2 separate regions of the Mus musculus genome follow, and region 1 is linked to region 2. A link is a loop called in an ENCODE intact Hi-C map of the cell type or tissue named here. Cell type or tissue: gastrocnemius. All regions are shown on one strand. Links, peaks and the distances in the headings refer to the core of each region. The heading gives the core; the rest is flanking DNA. Region 1 overlaps Ptprj (protein tyrosine phosphatase, receptor type, J). Region 2 overlaps Ptprj (protein tyrosine phosphatase, receptor type, J).

What was found. Hi-C counts contacts between places; a loop is a spot of excess contacts. Peaks named below come from ENCODE experiments on the same cell type or tissue, not always from the same donor. Only the 100,000 strongest peaks of a DNase experiment are listed, where the experiment ranks them.
Region 1: it touches region 2 in a loop (2.5-fold over the local background); 2 of 42 quality-filtered maps call a loop at or near these places.

What each region holds. Positions count from the first base shown.
Region 1 is chr2:90,540,463-90,547,172 of GRCm38, reverse strand. All of the region lies in intron 1 of Ptprj (protein tyrosine phosphatase, receptor type, J), which reads left to right. Among named protein-coding and RNA genes, the nearest start is that of Ptprj, 37 kb to the left of the region's middle. In gastrocnemius, for the core only: a CTCF peak has its summit at 3,090; DNase peaks (open chromatin) are centred at 1,662, 2,955 and 3,636; H3K27ac peaks cover 571 bases.
Region 2 is chr2:90,471,603-90,478,312 of GRCm38, reverse strand. Ptprj (protein tyrosine phosphatase, receptor type, J) reads left to right here. Exons shown (of 24, transcript NM_008982.6): 2 at 3,324-3,342. Among named protein-coding and RNA genes, the nearest start is that of Olfr1274, 74 kb to the right of the region's middle. In gastrocnemius, for the core only: a CTCF peak has its summit at 3,400 (motif pointing left); a DNase peak (open chromatin) is centred at 3,344; H3K4me3 peaks cover 418 bases; H3K27ac peaks cover 358 bases.

The DNA of each region.
Region 1 (6,710 bases), core at 1,423-5,422, 68 kb before region 2:
ACATTGCTAGCTTCTAGCCTGGTGCTTCTAGAAACAACACTGGGCTATATCTTAGCACCAGACTCTTTTTCTGCCTCTCATTGGTGCGGAGGTGTTTGAGCTCAGCAGCACGGGGACAAGTGAATCAAACAATGACAAGCCAGGGGATTTGGCTAACTCACCTTAGATGATCTGACCAGGGTTGGGTGCAGAATGATTCCCAATGGAGCAGGCTGGCTTTTTTTTTTTTTTGAATGAATGAATGAATGAACACACTATTGTTCTGTGATGGGAGGGGATGCTGGCCACAGCACAGAACTGTTAATAAATGGTTAGGCTTTGTGCCTAGTCCCTTTCTAGAAGCTTTCATGGGGGCATCACATGTAGGGATGAAGCTAAAAATGGGTCTGTCTGAAGGACAGCTGTATCAAGAATAAATCATAAAATGAAGACCACTGTTTAAATGAATGTGCACAGCACACTGCAGGCAGCCACCACTTGCAGAAGATGTGTACACTGGAGCTTTCCTGTAAGCCTGGCACTCCTGGTCTTCCATAGCAGTTTCTAGTGTTATCATTTGGTTTTGTCTTCATTTTTATAAGACTTTGGTTTTTCAGGTGAAATCTTTACATATGTTGCATTTATCAACAGTCTAGGACTCTAGTCCACAAGTGCTTCTGTGAGATGACTTGAGAACCCTGGCCACAAGAGCCAGGCTGCCTGAGTTCACATACCCGATCTTCTGGCCCTGTTGACAGTGGATGAGTGACTAACCTTTCTGTGTCTTAGTGCCTACAGTGTAAACTGGGGAGGATAGAATGTCTGCCATCAGGTTGTTGTGAGAATTAAACATGTCAGAGGAGTTCGGGGCACATGGTAAGCTTTCTATGTGTTGGTTACATAAGATGATTAAGATGCAGTGTGGGTCAGTGAGAATATCATTGGTCTGTTGAATCTGGAATCTGGCTTTGCCTGCTGTCTAAGCTGCGTGTCTGGCCAGGCCCTTTCCTCTCTTAGGTTTTGATTTCACACCTGTAAAACTAAGAAATTCGACTTAAGCAGTACTTCCTTAGACTCCGCAGTAAAGGGAAAGAGGGGAGGCAGCATCAGGAGCACATGATAGAAACTTCTAGACTCTGTGCCTGCTCTAATTACAAGGTTTATTTCATGTAATGGATTTTGGCTGGAGAGAAAAAATGATCCTGTGTGTGAGTGTGAGTGTGTGTGTGTGTGTGTGTGTGTGTGTGTGTATGTTATGAGTGCGGAAGTAGCTGAGTGAAACGACCCAAGGATCCTTTGTGCAGAAGGTACAGGTCTGCGGGTGAGTCGGGGGGAGACTGGCAGGGATGGGTTGGGTAGGCATTTTTTGGGAGAGGAATCTGAAGACTCAAGATTACATAGTATGGCTTACAGCTAAATAGAGTATGCAAGAATGTGGTGGCTGCTTTTAGCAATTTGTCCAAAAGGTTAGGAAGTGATTTTCTTATTAGGGAGATGCAAATATCTCATATTACAGGAGATATTTGGATAAGGAAACCAGAGTTTGGGGGGAGAGAGCAAGCGGTGAATCACAGAAAGAAAACCGAATGTGGAAACACGGTCTACAGGCATTCTCCTCATTTGATCTGAGCAGTGCTTGCCTGAGCCAGAACTTAGGAGGCCTTGCCAACAGCTCCTCTTGCTTCCTCCTTGCCTTTTCTTTCCTTTCCATTCTGATGATCACTAGGAATTTCCCCGATCTGATTGCCCATTCACTCACTGGCATTATCACACAGCGATGAGGAACTGACTTGCCAAGTGGAAAACCATTCACAGGCTAAATGTGTGGCTTTGAGTCAGACTGTTCCCTGGGTTTTAGAACTTTGCTCTTATTAAAGTGGAGTTTGGCTGAGTTGGCTTAGTGGGTGAAGGCTCTTGCCACCAAGCCTGACAACTTGAGTTTGATCCCTAGGACCTACGTGGTGGAAGGGGAGATCTGATCCCTCAAAGTTGGCCTCTGACTGCCACCTGCTTTGGTATTTGTACCTTTGCTGTCCATAACATAAATAAGAGCAATAAAGTGAAATTTGATGTTTCTTAAAATTAAAAAAAAATTGTTATGATGCTATACATTTTTTGGTTATAACAAGAATTTTGATTATTTGTACTCTTCTGGGTCACTTCATGTGCCCCAAAGAGGTCCCCCACCCCCATCCCTCATGTGTGTTCACGTATGTAAGTGCAGGGACATGCATACTGTGGTGCCTTTGTGCAGAACCTCAGGTGTTTATCCTTGCCTTCTCTCTTGCTTAACACAGCTAACTGTCTTGAGAGTTTGGGGGATATGTCTGCTTCTCTGTCTTTCCGAAAGGAGTGCAAGGGTTTCAGACGTGTGTGCTGTGTACCCCCCGCCCCCCTTTTAAATGTGGGATCTGGACTCAGGTTTGTGTGTCAAGCTCTTTACATCCTACATCACCTCCCTGCTAACCCTAAAGCCCTCTTTCAAAACCCAGGTCCAGCAGTTCCTCCAGCAGGCCTCCCATCCCACCCTGCCCTTGTTCACATTCCTCCCACACCTTCAATTACTCTGTGTCTAGGGTTTGATGTTTCTTTCTCCAGTGAGATTGCTTGCTCGCTGAAGATGAAGCACAGTTATATTTCTTTTCTACCTTGTTCAACTCTTTCTTTAAATAACCATCAGAGCCGTGGAGTCAATTCTCGAATCATCACAAATGGCTGATGCTAATAAGGGTAAGCATGCGGCCCTTTTACCTGGTTCTGGGACACTGTGCCTGCTGCCTGGATTGCTAGCTGGAGACGGCTGAACATTTGGTTGTATAGTGTGTGTGGATTGCAAGCTTTACGCGTGAACTGTGCTGTCATTTCCTATATCCATGTGGCATCGAAACCAGGGATACCTGCAGTTTTCCCAGGGCTGGCAGAACTGTCTCATTCAGTTGTTTTTTGAGCCCTGCTAGGAAGGTCTGACACACAGTAGGTAACAGGAGGAGTCCAAGTGTAAAGAGTCCTGTGGCACTAGAAGGTATTAGGTTTCTCCTAGGCTTGCTGCCCAGTCCCCTGGAGGTGCCTTCTGATTTCCCTTAGTGGTGCCATCTGGCTGGGCCTGAAGGTATAGTGGAAGAAGTGAGGTGCTGGGCTGTCACTGCTTGATCTTATAGATAGGGTGTAGGGTTTGAGTGAGGGGCAAACACCAAGATCTGGAAGGATCAACTCTACTAAGCTACATATGACAGGAGTTTGCAAATCTTTTGGGGTGTGGTAGATACCCTTTGAAAGATGCCAAGTGACTAGTGGACATTGGTTCTCAGTCTTGAAGGGAATGGACATGGGTTGTGAACTCTGCTTAAAGGGAACATTTGCCAGTTAGCTTCTTTGTTGTCTTGTAAAAGTGTAGCCGCAGAAGATCCATGTTTCCAATGTGATGTCTGTTGTTTCAAAAACAGATGGTCAATTCAACAATGCGTCTGCTGGCCCCTGAACAGGGGCTGGGGGCTTGTAAGGGCTACAAGTCACCTAGGAATGAACCAATGAGTAAACACACACACACACACACACACACACACACACACACACACACACACACACACACCCTCCCTCCCTCCCTCCTTCCCTCACAGGGCCAAATTAGATGGATGTTATTCCATCATCCAGATGGTCAGATGCCAGCGTCACTGTGGAGATGGACATGATGTGCAGAGCAGGCAGAGTTGGCACTGCAGGGAGGGGCAAGGATGATGAGGACCAAGTTCTTTGCCTACAAGAAAGCCTTCTAAGTTTCACATCCCTCCTCCAGGTCTCTAATGCTGCCCCCTCATTCCTGTTACAAGTTTGAATTTCCCTGCCTCACATTCTTGGGACTTCAGTGCTGCGTAGGAGGGACAGAATATAAGCAATACTTTGGGTTCACTGTGTGGCCTTTACCTCCTACTCTGGTGTTTTCTTTCTCAATCCTTCCAGATACCCCAGGCAGGCTACAGGCTGCCGTAGACCAGTGGGTGTTCCGAGTCATGCCCGTGGGCTCTCCCTTCCCCGATTTTACTCATGCTGTCCCATCTTCCTGGAATACACCCCCCTCCAGATTATGGAAATCCTCCCCGCCCAACTCTGCCTTCAAAAGGCTCAACACATAGACACACTTTCCCAGAACTGGGCTGCCCTCCTCATTCTGTAAATCTGTAATCAGTCATGACTCTCTCTCAGCCTCCATGACACTTGCCTGTGTCTCTAGCGTAGCACTTGCATCATACATCATGGCTCTTCAGAGGCCTGAGGTCTTCTAGATGATGAGGTCATTGTGGAAGGTTCACATCTGACTCATTACCATGGCCCCTCAGGGCTTGGTAACTGTCAATGAAGTTTTTTTTTTTTTAGTTAGATGCTTGATGTTGGGTAATAGAGAACTGACTCAAGAGGAAGCTGTGGAAGGTCTGCCGAGAATTGAGGGCTAGGGTGGTGGCTGGAGCAGAAGTGTGAGCAGGTAGGTAGAGCAGATCTAACTTTGCTTCAGACTATGGCAACACTGTCTGTCTCCTCCTACTGCATGGCTCACAGTGTGGCTTCGTGTCTCGTAAGGGATTGAAAGCTAAGATATTGGTTCTATACTTGACCCTGTAAGGAGCCGAATGAAGGGACAGAACCAAGGAAACCTCTAAGACTCAGCTAGGATGGCTTTCTACATGCTTGCCTTTTGCTATGGCATACTCACCATGATGGTGTCCGTATGTCCTTTAAGGTTGTAAGCATGCAGGGATGGCCTAGGCTTGTACACCCCCAAAGACAGTGAGAAGAAGCAGTGTGTCATCATAAGAAGTGTGGTTTAGGAGCCTAGAGAATTGGATTTCAGCACTAGCTCCACCTCTTTCAGCCAGGTGACTTTTAATGAGACTCTCAGCTTAGGATTTATTTCCTCAATTGGCTTAAGCGGTTGCTTGGATCCTTTGGGGCTATGACAATATATGACTAAGGGCTAGGCTGTCATTACTGTAGGCTTGTAAACTCATGTGACTCCATTCCGTAGCATACAAAGTATGCACCCACCCAGCACAGGAGTTAGCATGGGGTGGTTTAAGGGCTCCTTTGGATCAAGATTTCAGGACAATGGTTAGATGTGGGTGAACTTCAGAATCCCCTTGAAATACAGTCAGAAGGAGTTGAGATATGGTGACATTCCAGGGCAAGACTGTTCCCATGAAAGGAAAGGCTACCAAGCAACATGTGTGCATTTGGTTCTGATGCCGATTTGGCTGGCCAGAATGTCTGTATTGTTGATAATGTGGACTTGAATCCCACAAAATAGAACAAGCTTGCTTGCTTGCTTGCTTGCACTATGGTGTAGAGGCCAGAGGACAACTTACAGGAGCAAGCTTTCATACCACATGGGGTTGGGGACTCCAACTCAGGCTGTCAGGCTGGGCAGCAAGCACCTCTATTTCCTGAGCATCTCAGCAGGCCTGTGGCTTTGTTCCTGTTGATCAAGGAAGACTGTTCAGTAGATGCTAATGGTCATCTGGCCCCTAAGAGCAGTGAAAAGAATAAGGCAAAGAAAGGTATGGTTTCCTGGTTGACCAGTAGACTCAATGAGAGTCAGTATGGCTGTGAGGGGACTCAGATAGAGAGTCAGGAGTAACCGCAGAGAAGGCTAGAGCTAAGAGGAGGGAGGTACCTCAGACTTCCATGGAAAGGAAAAGAACACCTTGTAGATCCAGCACTCTCCAAAGCCAGCGTCATGTTGCCTGCTTCTGTCTTATTGACAATGACCTTGGACAAGCCAGCTTCCAACCTTTGTTTCTTCATCTCTGACCGATGCCTTAAGATTCTGTGAATGAAGTAGGATTACATATTGAAAGCACCTGGCATGTTTGTAACCTTTTCCTTACAAAACTTTTTTGGAGACAGGGTCTCACTATGTATCCTTGGCTGGCCTTGACCGTACAGAGAATAACATTTTTTATTTTACTTACTTAGTTTGTAAAGACTGTAGCTGTCTGTAGTGAATGGATATGGAGGGGGCCCTGAAGGTAGAAGAGAAGGGAATCCAGTGTTAACGGTTTTTCATTCACAGCTGCCTGGACTTGTAGATCAGACACAAAGGAAACCTTCCTTTCCTGAGTTCTATGTTGCCCCACCTTGATTGAAACACAAAGTCCTATGGTTTATCCTTCCATTTTGTGCTTTTGATAGTGGTGTGAACCCTGAGATGTGTCTGTCTCTCTTTCAGTGAGGAACAGAACTGACGTGTGGTTCTGTTTCTGACTTCACGTCTACTTACCTCACTGTCCTCTCCCAGTGCCCAGCCTGAGCCCGTGGACCTAGTGAGCCCATTATCTAATTCATGAAAAGTTAGAAATCTGGACTTTTTTTTTTTTTTTTTTTTTTTTTTTTTTGAGACCAGGACAGCCCAGGCATTACAGCTTAGGTGAGTTTTGAATTTGTTATGTTGCTGAGGCTGACCTAGAACTTCTGATACTTCTGCCTTCACCTTTCAGGTGCTGGCATTACAGACTGTGCTGGGGGTGGACCCTAAAGCTTCATGGATGCTAGGCAAGCACTCTACCAGTTGGATTTCTGAGTTCGAGGTCAGCCTGGTCTACAGAGTGAGTTCCAGCATAGTCAGGGCCATACAGAGAAACCCTGTCTCGAAAAACCAAAACCAAACAAAAACAAAACAAAAACCCAACAACAACACCACTATGAAATAAGACAGATGGGAAAAGGAGTGGAGAGAAGCTGAG
Region 2 (6,710 bases), core at 968-4,967:
TATAGCTATTGGGTACATTTTTCCCTTTTGGCTATGTGAATCGCACTTCTGCAACGCCTTCAACAGCTCCCTGGTGCAAAGGCCGAGATGTCTGGTTCCCCTCGAGCCCTAAGCCCCAGGTCAAACTCCCTAGTCCTCTGTATCACAGCTCTGCTAGGTTACAAGGGAAAGGCTGGGGGTGGGGGGACTCAGAGAAGGGTCAGACCTCAAGCTTGTCTCTGCATACCTCATTATGCCCAGAGGGAAGTGGGGAGTGGAAAGCGCTGGTCCTGTCTCGGGTCTGCAGCATCTCTCTCTGGGCTTTCTCCTCTGGACACAGCTAGTCTCTGATCTTGGGCTGTGTAACCCGAGCAGCACAGACCTTATCTGTGGATGGAGATGCTCATTTTTGTTGCCACCACAGCCATCTGGGCATGGGCACGCTGAGGACTCCTGGACTCCCGGAAGGAATCCTGAGGAATGCTTACTGTTTTCCCTGTGCCACGGAGACTGATTCCAGGGGGAGGGAAGTCTCAGCTCCTCCTCCGGGAGCAGCAGGAGCTGTGCTCCTCACCATGTCCAGCTGTCAGCAGGGAAGTTGTCCCCAGACTCCCTTTCCTGCCGGTAACCTTGGGGTACTCTTCTTGGGCCTGGGAACCTGTCTCCTGTCATCCCGCATCAGGCTTACCGCATCCTTCTGTTTGGAAGGGTGGACTTTCTGTTGATGTCATTTTTAAAAGTATGTGTGAAGTGCCCTTCTAGCCAGGTATCTTGCAGGTGCTGTTTACAGCCATCTTTTTATCTGGTTTGTGAAAGACGCTGAGGTCCTGGCTGTGCCTTCTGTTCACCTGGGCTGATCCCAGGAGAGGAGTCCTTGGCCTTTCAGGATTGCTGCTGTGCAGATTCAGGTTAAGAGAAAGTCACCCCTCGTTGTCCTGTGAACTAGCATAAGTTGTTATCGTTAACAGGTGCAAAAGCAGATAGCTGCGTGGTCAGCAGGGTTGCTCTCTCCTGGCAAGGAGTCTGGAGGTATTGGTTGACTTAGCTCAAGGTTCAAGTTCTGCTCATCCTCTTCCTGGTGCTCTTCAACATGTTGTGAAGCTGCAGGCATCACGGGCAGACCCCATGAAATCCACCATAGCAGCATGGTATCCCCCCCCCCCCCCCCCCCCCCCCCCCGTGTACCTCATTGTACTATCTTTTGCAGACTCTTGATACCATTTTGCTAGGCCAAGTCTTAGTTCCCGTGGCTTCCAAGGAAAGGGCTGACATTATTTGGAAGTCAGGTCCAAGGACTCAAGGACGAGAGCGCAGAGGTGGAGAGGGAAGTTGGCAAGGAGGTGATAGATAACCATGTGCTTTGAAGTGGCCATTGCTTCACCATGAGCTCCAAAGAGACCCAGCCTGCCTTGTCTATCCAGTCTGCCTCAGAGCACGGGGAACCCTTACCATGTTTTTAAAAATCATCATCATCATTAATGGGAAAGGAACATGCTGATATATTTTTTATAATTAACTTTTAAGTCTTCACTAATCACTAGTAATTTTCTCCACTTAGAAGGTGGCAGAGCTGGTAGTTATACACAGGGACTCTGCAGTCTGAGTACCACGGTTCAAATCCAGGCCTGCCATTCACCTCTTTATTAATGAGTCGTTTGAAAGACTGAGTTTGTGTCTGGGAGCATTTTAAACAGAGCCTGGTAGTCAGTGCTCTGAATGAATTGACGTCAACATGCTGAGCACAGGGACTCCGAGCTGTGATTCCTTTTTAACTCCAACAGATGATACTCTGCTTTTGCAGGCAGTACTGTTTACCTGACTCTGAGGGCGTGGCTGCTGCTGTCCTCTTTCTTGGGATGACGAAAGAGGCTGCTAGCTGCGGCATTGGCGCTTTAGACGCGTGCTTGGCCTTTGCGGGTGCGTCCTACTGGGATATTTATGATAGTGCTCTCTGACTGGAGTTACTTTTAGACTTGTCTCTTTTCCTCATTTTTGGCAAACAGCTAGAGGGCAGGATGGTTTCAGGTGGTCCTTAGATGAATGGATTCCAGGAGGGGCAACGCTGTATTGATACCAAGGCGGGTACTATGGGCAGGTGCCAGAAGCCACCATCCTAAAGAGTGATGGTTTTGTAGTTGAACTGGGCAAAATACACTTGCTTCCTTGTGCTGGCATGGCCTCTTGTGTTCTCCCCCTCCCCTTGGGTCCATCCTAGACTGTGTTGTTGACATATTGCCTGGCTCAGATGAGCTAAGAAAGGTTAAGCTTGAGAGAGGAGATGGTAGAAAGTTTTGGGGGACCTTGGGGATTCCGTTCCATCTCAGCTAATTGGTTCTTTTCTGTGACACTTATTGAGCACCTACTGTATGCACAGTGTTTCTGCTCCTGTGGAGGAAACAGTGGTGAAGGAGTGAGGGTGGTTTAGTTTTCCTGGCTGGTTATAGAAGAGACTTCTGAAGGGGTGGCCTTTTTGGGCAGGCCCTAGAAAATAAGTTTTGGGGCACTGATTTTGCAAGAGGGAATATATGTTTAAATGTCCTAAGGGGAAATCAGCTTCAAGAATACGAGTGTCACCAAGACTAGAGGAGCCTGCTGGGTACTTAAGGGTGGATTTTTAATCTGAGGGCAGTAGGGAATTGTGGGGCATTTTCCCTTCTTTTGGTTATTTTCTTTTTCTCAGTCACCATACTTTGGAAATTCCAATTACCAAAAGCATGTATTTAAGAGACAATGGGATTTGCGACCTTGAATTACATTAGGCTTTGGGGAAATAATGTATGGTATGGATGATAGTGAGAACCGCCGAAGGGACTCCCTGGCTCCCAAACGAAAGACTAACATTGCCAACTAAATCTGTAAGGCCTCACATTCTGCTCCTTCCCAAAGCTATATACCAGATAATTAGAAACTGATTGCCCTCTACTGATAGACTAAAGAAGGTTACTATTGTATAGTGAGAGATTACAAACCTATTGACTGCACTTCAGCCATGGCTTTAACAGTAGGCTGGCCCTGGACATGGCTAAAGGGAAGAGCTTGTGGCCTGCATTTCCTTTTGTATTCTCTGTAAGGCAGTTCACCTCCCAGGGGCAGGAGGGAGCACTGGCTTGCGGAGCTGTGAAAAACACTGGGTTTATGTAGTCAGCAGCCCCATGGCCTCAGTGAACCCAGTTAATCTTTTGTATAGTTGACTTGCTCTTTCCCTGTATTTACAGCCCCAGGACGCCCTCTCCATGGCCGTCTGCCTCCCGTGCACTCGATACCCACCCCCAACTGCTCTGCTTCTGATTTGCATTTTCACGGTTGAATGGATCTGCTGACTTCCCTTTTCTTTTCCGTTACAGGTCCTGTGCGCAGGTGCGGGTGAGTACCTTGCTCCTTTCCATTCTTGTGTTGTTTGCTACTGCCCCCTAGTGGACACAGTTGCATTAATGGCTAACATGGGGGGAAAAAATCACAGGAAAAAAAGATAACAAGAATCCACTTATGGGGTTGGAGAGATGGCTCAGTGGTTAAGAGCACTAGCCTCTCTTCCAGGGGACCTGAGTTCGATTCCCAGCGGTGGCTCACAACTGTCTGTAACTCAAGTTCCAGAGGGTCTGGCATCCTTGCACAGACATGCAGGCAGAACATCAATGCATATAGAAACATAACAACCCCCCCAAAATACAATGAAGATAGAAACTGTAAGTGAAAGGAGCATTCAGTTAGTTGTTTAACCACAACTATAAAAATTCTTTGTTTTCTCAACTGAATGACGGTGATATAGCACTGTATTCCCAGTTCCTCGGGAGTCTACGTCAGCAGATTCTTTTGAGCTAGGGAGTTTGGGGGCTTCCTGGGGGACATAGTTAAACCACCAGCTCATAAAATCATTGGATTTCTTGTGATTTTCTTTCACCAGCCCACACCCATGTGTGAGATAAATATACTGAAACTGTAATACTGAATATTTCTATTTTATGTGATATGTATTATTTTGCAAGCACTTTCTTATGTTGCTGTTTTACTACACTTACAATATGGTGTTGTGGGATTATAGAAATTCTTGGAAAGCAGAGATAGCCTCCTATATTTTTTGATTTTGCGTGTCAGCCTGGGAGTGAGTCTATAGCTCATGGTTGCGTACTTGCCCGATACATATGAAGTTCTGGCATCCTTTGAAAGGTAAGTTATACAAAGTTCCTTTCCTCTTGGCCCTCCAGTGCTGTGTGGAGGCCTGAGTCCCAGTTGGAGCTGGGTACTTTTCCTGGTCTGTAGGAAGACAAGATAAATACAGATGCCTGCCTAATATTATGGTGACGATGGTTTATATAGCTAAATACATCCAGCTGAAAGCACTGTTCTGGGATCAAGACCTTACTGTTTCTGTAGGAGGATAATAGTAGTTACTACTTTAAAAAAAGGTATATTTTTGGGAAAAAAATGGTAGCATTTTTTGCCCCTAAAATTCAGGACTTTTTTTTTCTTTTCCAGCAAAGCCAAACCGAACCAAACCAACCAACCAAAAAACAACCCAAAGCCTAGGACTCATTGAGATAAAATGATTGGCTTGGTCTCCCCAAGGAGGGCAGAGCTTGCTGAACCCCTCTAATAAGGCAAATCTTTGTTAATAGCAGTAATTATGCAGAACTTTCACAGACAGTGGGGTGCCCACACAGGCAGGCACTGTCTCTCCCGTGAGCCAGCCTGGTAGATAAGTTGGAGAATAGCTGGAGCTCTGCAGAATTTCACTGCTCTAGTGCAGTCTAGCTCAGAGGGTGGAGTGTTATTGAATGCTCATGGCAGGGAACAAAACTCCAGAGCTACCCTAGAAGGCTTTCCCTGGGAACTAAGGACTCCAGAGCCACGGGAGGGGCTCTGCGTTAGTCTGCTGGGTGACCCTCAGGATCACGCCACATTCTGTCTCCCCACACTTCAGGAGGTTCTTTCTCTCAGCCCTGAGAGCTGTGTCATCATGGTGCTGCCTCCAGCCCCTGCCTACATACTAATCTGCTCTTCTTATATGAATGGCAGCTTTATGGGGAGAGACCCCCCACTCTCATGACCTCATTTGGACTTAACCCCTTGACACCCTATCTTGCAAGTGTGCACACATTTGGAAGTACTGGTATATGGAGTACTTTAATGTATGGGTTTGGGGGATGACATCATTTAGTCTATAACTTACAGGGAGTGGGATTTAGGTGCAGACTCCAGAATCGATGTCTGGATTAAAGCTATAGAGTTACCCCCGTGACAGGCAGTAGGGTGGGAAATTGAGAAGGTGTTTACTTTACATTCAGAAGGGTGTGTCCTGAATTGTGAACCCCAGATTCAGCTACCCACAGTGCTGACTGAGTTCCAGTTCCATTCTGTACCAAAGAGACCTATGAGACACATCCACGTATTTTCCCCAGGAGCTGGAAATGCACATTCTTCTCCACTGGAGATGGAGCACTGTCTGGAATAGACCTATTTTAGGATACACAGGACATCTCACGAGTTTAAGAATTCAGGGAGCCACTGCAAGCATCTCTCACAGTCAAGTAAAACCTAGAAATCAGCTATTGCGAACTCTGGAAACTACACACATTTGGAAACTAGCAACATGCTCTTATATAACAGGCTCACAGATCAATAATGCAAGAAAAAAAGAAAAGGAAATTAAAACATTTGAGAAAAAACATATTTCAAAACATACAGAACGTGGCAAAAAGCTGTTCCAAGAGGGAGGTTTATGTTAATAAACGACTTTGTTAGTTCCTCCTTGAAAGGTCGGGGACCCGATTCAACAGCACCCCGAAGACTCTTCGGTGGGTCAAGTGAGACTCACCCCAGGGATTTAAACATGGGTCAGCACACGCACCCGAGTGTATGTGGTATGCTGCGTTGATAGAAAGATGGACAGAATCCTTGGTACTGTGACTGTCGAAATCTAGCAGTCTGTTTCCCCATGCTGCTCAGATCCCCTCTATGAATAAAATCCAAGCAGCTCTTCTTGCTATTGGGATGCCATGGCCGTCCTCCTGCAGGCGAGGCACGTGCACACTTAGCACCTGTACCACAGCTGGGACATTGCCCTCCAGGGTGCTGCTCGTCTGACTGCCTCCTCGGATGTAGCTCTTACCACTTTCTCCTCACCACCGTTGTGGCTGATTGTAAATGGTGGCACCCAGTGCTGTGTGAGCCTGTTGACTTATAGAAGAAGCTCACGCCTGAGGAGGCTCACAGATCATAAAGTGTCCAATTTCTCCTTGCTTTCCCCTTCCTCCCCTTCCTATGAACTGGATGAACTCGCACCTCCTTCAAGCCAGGTGAGGCACACCATCCAGTTCGTGCTGAGAAGACTGTCAGCAGTGGTTTCTCTCGCACTTCGAGAATAAGGGCTCACCTTGTATTTTACTGTTCCTGGGGCATTGCTCTTCAATCTTGAACTTAACCAAGTTCCACTCTCTTGCTGGTATTACAGTGAATAACCACATGGCTTCCATTGGTTTGGAGTCTTGCATTCTTGGCCTTGTACAGGGATATTCAGAGAGTTGAAACAATTTTGAATGAAATTTTATGACCAGGGCGATTAGGATTGAGGTGTCTTTATGAACTGATCTTGTCTATATTGTCATGATGGCTTAATGATAACCCTTTGAAGTTGGTATGGTACATTAGAGTTAAGATTGGGTTTTAAGGGGCTCAAACCAAGTCACTCACCCAGTGGGTAGAATAGATTTTCATGGGCTGTTTTGCAAGAC